Linked DNA regions of Homo sapiens: region 1 is linked to region 2. A link is an interaction called in ENCODE POLR2A ChIA-PET data of the cell type or tissue named here. Cell type or tissue: Panc1. All regions are shown on one strand. Links, peaks and the distances in the headings refer to the core of each region. The heading gives the core; the rest is flanking DNA. Region 1 holds the start of LOC107984283 (a long non-coding RNA gene). Region 2 overlaps LINC01166 (long intergenic non-protein coding RNA 1166).

Region 1 (2,907 bases), core at 215-2,714, 50 kb after region 2:
GAGGGTGCTGTGTGGTGTGGCTGGGCCTCCCTGGTCCTGCTCTTGGTGGGGCGCCAGCTCAGGGATACGGTGGTGGCCGTGAGGGAGCCACGCTGGGAGGTCCACGTCCTTTTGAAAGAGAAACTGCATGAGAGTCGGGAATTCCCCATTGGTGCCACCTGTGGGCATCTGTCTTCTGCGGAGTGTGCGTGAGGCGGCATCGCACACTGCGGCATCTGTCTTCGGAGTGTGTGTGAGTGTGTGTGAGTATGTGTGAGGCAGCGTCGCACACTGCGTGGACTTTTAACTGCCCGTCGGGATGCTTTGCAGGTGAGTCCCGATAAGCGGAAACCGCAACGCTCCTTCAGCACCAGTGCAGGTTCACGGTTTCATGGGGGGAACGTCAATTCAGTAAGACGAGTGACGAGGCGCGTCTCAGCGGAACCCCACCCACTGCCGTCACCATCGCTGACCACTCCATTGGTTGATGTGGTGAGTGAGTTAGGATTCCACCTGGCAGTGACCTTCCACCTTCCAGGGGATGTCTCAAGCCCACTTCGTTGCCCCGGCCTCAGCCCCCCAGGCCGCGGCCATGGCAGGGTTGGCTCCGCCATCTGGGTCCCAGGGAGGACCTGGGGGCACAGCCCAAGAAGCCCACAGTGACATGAAACCTTCGTGGTCTCAATCCCCTGAGATGTGGGGCGTTTGCTCACCATGGTGTTGCCGAGCCCCCACTCACAGGTAAAGCTCATGAAAAGCATCCGTGACTTCACTTCACGTCTCAGACCCAGAGCGCACTGGCGGGAGTGACGGCTGTCTCTCGAGCGGAACTGTGGACTCTTAGATCCTCACAGGGCCGCCTTGGTGGGTCTCCGCTCTCTGCACCTCTTTCCTCATTGGTGAAATTGGGGTGATAACAGCACCCGGGTTAGGAGGAGGATCAAGTAGGTCGACCGGGAGGCAGTTGGAGCAAAGCCTCTGGAGACGGTTGCTGCCTGCGGGCTGCTGCTTTCGGTTTGAGAACGGCTCCTGCTCGCAGCGGGGAAGGCCGACGGGTGGGAAGGGCGGGAGGGAGAGAGGAGATGAGGATGCGCCCTGAGGAGGCAGCGTTTCCGCGTCTCATTAAGTCCTGACACCTTGTCATTAGCGGGGCAAACCCACCAGAGCTCCTGTTCCAGCTGCGTGGTGCCTCCCGTAGCTCCAGATTACGAGCTCGCTGCCTCAGGGAAGCTGAGTGGCTCCTTAAGGCCCAGCGTGTGGTTTCCTTGCACTTGGGGGGGCTGAAGCTGCATCCTTCCAGGGAGAGCGTTGGTGTCGGATGCTAATGAAGTAAAAGTGACAAGCTTTAAAAAAGGTCACATTCCGGTGGGACCAACCGAGGGATGTTTTTTCCCAGCAGTGCCCTGAGCTGACAGGGCCAGATTTGTGCTTCGTACTGGAAATGCCGCCTGTGCGGCCTGGCGTCCCGGCAGTGGCCTCCTCCTGAGCTCGGGGACAGAGACCTCTGCCTCTGAAGGCCCAGGCCTCACAGCCTGCAGATGCTGCTGCCCGGAAGGGACCCAGCGTGGGGTAGCTCAGCAGGGGCAGGGCTCGGCACTGGGAGAGGTACTGGCCACTGCGGCAGGGACCTGGGTGCGGGATCCCGGATGCCAGGGTGTCCTCTGGATGGGCCCATTTTCGGTACCATGAGCTGTTTTTATAAGTTTGTGTATGGAAGGCTTGTCCAAATTCCTGATTTTCCCCAGGAATAAGAAGAAATCCCTGAGGCCCAGGAGAAGGTAAATCCCAGCGAGCTCAGCCGTGCGTCCTCTGGGACGGCTGCATTGCCCTCACACCTGACCTCCATGTGGGGCAAGCTCAGCCGTGCGTCCTCTGGAATGGCTGCGTTCCCCTCACACCTGACCTCCATGTGGGGCAAGCTCAGCCGTGCGTCCTCTGGGACGGCTGCATTCCCCTCACACCTGACCTCCATGTGGGCTTTCATAGCTGGTTCACGGCTTTCTACGGCTTTTCCAAATGTTCCAGCCTTTTCTGCCATGTCTGTGCAAGAAATCAGCCTATACTGAAGTCATTGCTGTTAAGAGAATAAAATAAATACAAAAGACAGTTTTCTAAAACCCCGTGATTCAAAAGTCACTGGTTCTGGCTTTCCAGTGGGTCATGGCTGGCAGAGGGAGCAACTGCCTTCCAGATGCCAGCTCCTAGCAATGGCCATTCACCAGCACAGGGACCTTCCAGATGCCAGCTCCCAGCAATGGCCATTCACCAGCACTGGGACCTTCCAGACATAGGCTCCCAGCAATGGCCATTCACCAGCACTGGGACCTTCCAGACATCGGCTCCCAGCAATGGCCATTCACCAGCACAGGGACCTGGACGTTCAGAACCCTGTGTGTTCGTTGTTGCTAAAATGCTGCATGGATGCATCCCGGCCAGCTGCACTGTTTTCCTCACTCCCTGCTGATGTGTGGGGACCCCGGGGCTGGACAGGAGCGGCCGACACCAGGCGGCAGGGGCGCAGTGGGCAGCAGAGACCTCGGCTTCCGTCCTTCAGAGGAATGAGAGACGCTGCCCCGAGGCCCAGGCAGTGTCTGGGGCTGCTGTCCCTCACCTCTGACCCCTGGAGGGCCTGGGTTTTCCTGTCCACCACCTGGGGTGTGTCCAGGGGCCTGTGCATTCTGCCATTCTGGGCGAGTCACATCTCCAGAGCACGCTCTGCCCAAGCCGGTCACCTGCCTTCACAATCAGGAACTCACCAGCCAGACTGATGCCCTCTGGCAACCTAGGGCCCCATGCCGTGGGCTCCATCCTCTGTGCCCCCACAAGCTGGTGCCACGGCCCTCTCCCTGATTCTTTCCACGACCCCTCTGATTTTTTCAACGCCGACCTCCCCTAGGTGGGGACCTCCTGCCCCGTGTCAAAGCGATG
Region 2 (2,907 bases), core at 296-2,795:
AACCCCCTGAGAGAGGACCGCCTGGGAGAGGCCCACCTGGGAGAGTGGAATTCCACCCGGGAGAGGCCACCATACCTACATGGGATCAAATAAGCTGCCTGGACATAGTTTTGAAACCTGAACGTCGTATGTTTCTCAGGCTCCTAGAGCCCCACCCCGTCTTGAAGTTGGCAGCCTCAGATCCCTGCTAAATGACCATATTCCTTCCCAAAGACAGTTCTCAGATGGGCCTTTGTTGGTAAAGACACTCCACACATGGGTACAGCCTCGATAAAATATTTATCCCCTCAGAGAAAGTATATCCAAACATAATGTAGTAAGAGATTTCCCAAATCCAAGGGCATTAAATATTAAAACTCAGTTTTCTAGTTACACATTAGCCTTAAATATCAAGAGTGCAACACAAAATTATCACAGAACGCAGGAAAAGGAGATGAGAAAGGCCGCAGATGGGCAGCCAGGTGGGCCGGGGCACAGGGCAGGGTCGGAAAGGGTCCCCAGCCCAGGAGCTTCTGTGTCCGTGGAGTGGGGGGCACCACCCTCCTGGCCCGTGGATGTGTTCAGCAACCTGGAACTGCTCGGGACCCATAGTCCAGGCATTCTTATGGAGGCTCCATCGCAGACATGAAGGATGATGGTGGATGATCCCTGGAGGAGGGTGGGTGCAGGGTTGAGAGCTGCAGGTGCTAATCCTGGCTGGTCTCTCTGGTGACTGGACCCCCTCCAGGAGCCACCAAGCCTCACCTCATTTGAATGGAAGAATCTGCTGCCATCACCCAGGAAATTCGAGGGCTTTTGGAGCCCTGTGCGGGGTCTCGGGAGCAGAGACCAGATCTATTCATTTCTCATTTCATCACCCCATCTTGCCAGGTAGAGACGGTGTCTGTGTCTGGGCTCCCAGGCTGGACCCCAGAGGCCTGCTGTATATGCGCCCGCTGGCGTTGCCATCACGGGGCACTCTCATGGGCGGCTTAAACAGCGGGAAAGGAGGCGGGAAGGCCGAGAACAAGGTGCGGCCGGAGTTGGTTCCTTGGAGGGCACCCCGCGTGGCCGTATGTGGTCGTCTTCTTGTCTGTGTCTCGGTGTCCAAATGTGCCCATCTTATATGGACACCAGCCATGGGGTTTAGGGCCCACCCTGGGACCTCCTGTTAAATAGATCACCTCTGTGAAGACCCTGTCTCCAAATAAGGCCACATTCTGAGGCCGTGGGACTAGGACTCCAGCATAAGAGTTTCAGGGGGACACAGTTCAATCCATGACACTTGCTTAACCAGAAGGTGGTGAGAATTCTGAACATTTGTAATTTCATCAGGTGAAAGCCAGGAAGATGGGTGAATTGTTGTTTAAAACATCTCAGAATATATACATGAGCAGAATGAGCAGAACAGAAGTTAAAGATAGAGCTTCTTCCAGCGCAGGTGAGGCCAGTAATCAAATCCCACTGGTGTGTATGTCCGTAAAAGAGAACTTAGTTGAAATCGACCTGGCATCCCAGCTCCTGGGGACAGGCAAGCAGAAGCCGGGGGCAGGAGGGACGTGGTGATGTGCGGGGTCCTCGCTCTCCCCGGCTCCGCTCAGAAGAGCAAGGTGCCGCCCCCCACTAGGGGAGCTGGAGAAGGGGTTAGGTGGAGTTGGGGAGGCACGGAGGGTCCCTGGTAGCGGGGTGCTGGCAAGCAGGCTCTCCAGGGAAAAGCGAAAATGAAGCCCCTGGTTGGAAGCATTTGCACATCCTCCCACCACCGCTGTTTAAACTGCCCCAGGGGCAGCACCAGCTCACAAAGCTGCACATCTCACAAATGGCCAGGTGGAGCCCAGCTCTGGCTTGGTGACCCCTCCAGAAAGGCGGGGTCCTGGGGACCCCAAAGTTGGCTGGAAGCCGACCTGCACCGCTGTCCCAGGGGCCTGTGCTCTCCTCACTCTGCCTGGCTGGTGTCTGGCCCGGCAGTGCTTTGTGGCATCGGCTCCACTTTGGGGCCAGTCGGTGCCGGCACGGCTACTTTACCTATGGCTTGAGAATCCAAGTGTGGAGTCTGGGAAAGGGGGCTGGGCTGGAATCCCCACGTGTGAGGGCTGACTGAGACTGGGCCCGCAGGAGAATGTTGGCCCAGGGAACCAGGAAGAACTGACCTAGAGTCGGGAGAGACCCCAGGCCACCTTTGTGTGTTGGGCCACGCAGTGGTGAAGACCATGGGGTGGCCACCCAGCTACGGTTGGTGGAACCCCAGAGCCCACTAGGGGAGGGTGTGGTGAGTGCATGTGTGTGACTGTGAGAGTGTCAGCAGGAGGGGGTGGGTGTGTGTGAACTGTGTGGCTGCGTTAGGGTAAGTGTGTGCCATGTGTACACAAGAGTGCGTGTGTATAGTGTGTGACATGTAAGCATGATCATGTGTGTGACCATGTGTCTGAGTGTGCATGTGTATGCATGTGTGGCCCTCCCCTGTGGAGGCACAGGGGAGCAGGTCTCTAATCCACAGACATCACCGACGACCTGTGCAGGGCCAGGCTCTGGGGATCAGCAGAGAACAAAAGGGGCAGAAAGCACTGCCCCTGGGGACAAAGACCACACTGTGGGGTCCGGCAGCTGGGAGGGGGGCCTGGTGTTTTCTGGGAAAGCAGCTTCACCCCCCAGGAAAGCAGGAGGATCAGAAGAGGGCTCCTCACCCCCACGGACACCTTTCCCGGTGGGACAGCTCCTGAACATGGAGCGTATCAGCAACCTGGCAGCCGAGCTCCCGCGTCTCCAGGATGACGGCCGAGGGTGGTGTGCACATGCCCTGAAAAGACAGGGAGGAGAACATCCGCTGTCATCCCCAACAGCCCAGCACTCAGCACCCAGCACCCAGCACCCCAGCACTCAGCACCTCAGACCATCATCCCTAACAGCCCAGCACTCAGCACCCCAGGC

Evidence for each region. Peaks named below come from ENCODE experiments on the same cell type or tissue, not always from the same donor. Only the 100,000 strongest peaks of a DNase experiment are listed, where the experiment ranks them.
Region 1: POLR2A ChIA-PET joins it to region 2 with 7 read pairs; 2 of 35 experiments call an interaction of 5 or more read pairs at or near these places.

What each region holds. Positions count from the first base shown.
Region 1 is chr10:132,993,495-132,996,401 of GRCh38, forward strand. It overlaps LOC107984283 (a long non-coding RNA gene), which reads left to right and starts at 665. Exons shown (of 3, transcript XR_001747674.2): 1 at 665-843; 2 at 1,379-1,584; 3 at 1,725-2,081. RefSeq lists an enhancer at 740-1,422. In Panc1, for the core only: no CTCF peak of the experiment used is centred there; no DNase peak of the experiment used is centred there; H3K4me3 peaks cover 577 bases; H3K27ac peaks cover 281 bases.
Region 2 is chr10:132,943,706-132,946,612 of GRCh38, forward strand. LINC01166 (long intergenic non-protein coding RNA 1166) reads right to left here. Exons shown (of 2, transcript NR_120627.1): 2 at 262-2,776. LOC105378572 (a long non-coding RNA gene) reads left to right here. Exons shown (of 3, transcript XR_007062348.1): 1 at 1-870; 2 at 1,315-1,420. Among named protein-coding and RNA genes, the nearest start is that of CFAP46, 2.6 kb to the left of the region's middle. In Panc1, for the core only: no CTCF peak of the experiment used is centred there; no DNase peak of the experiment used is centred there.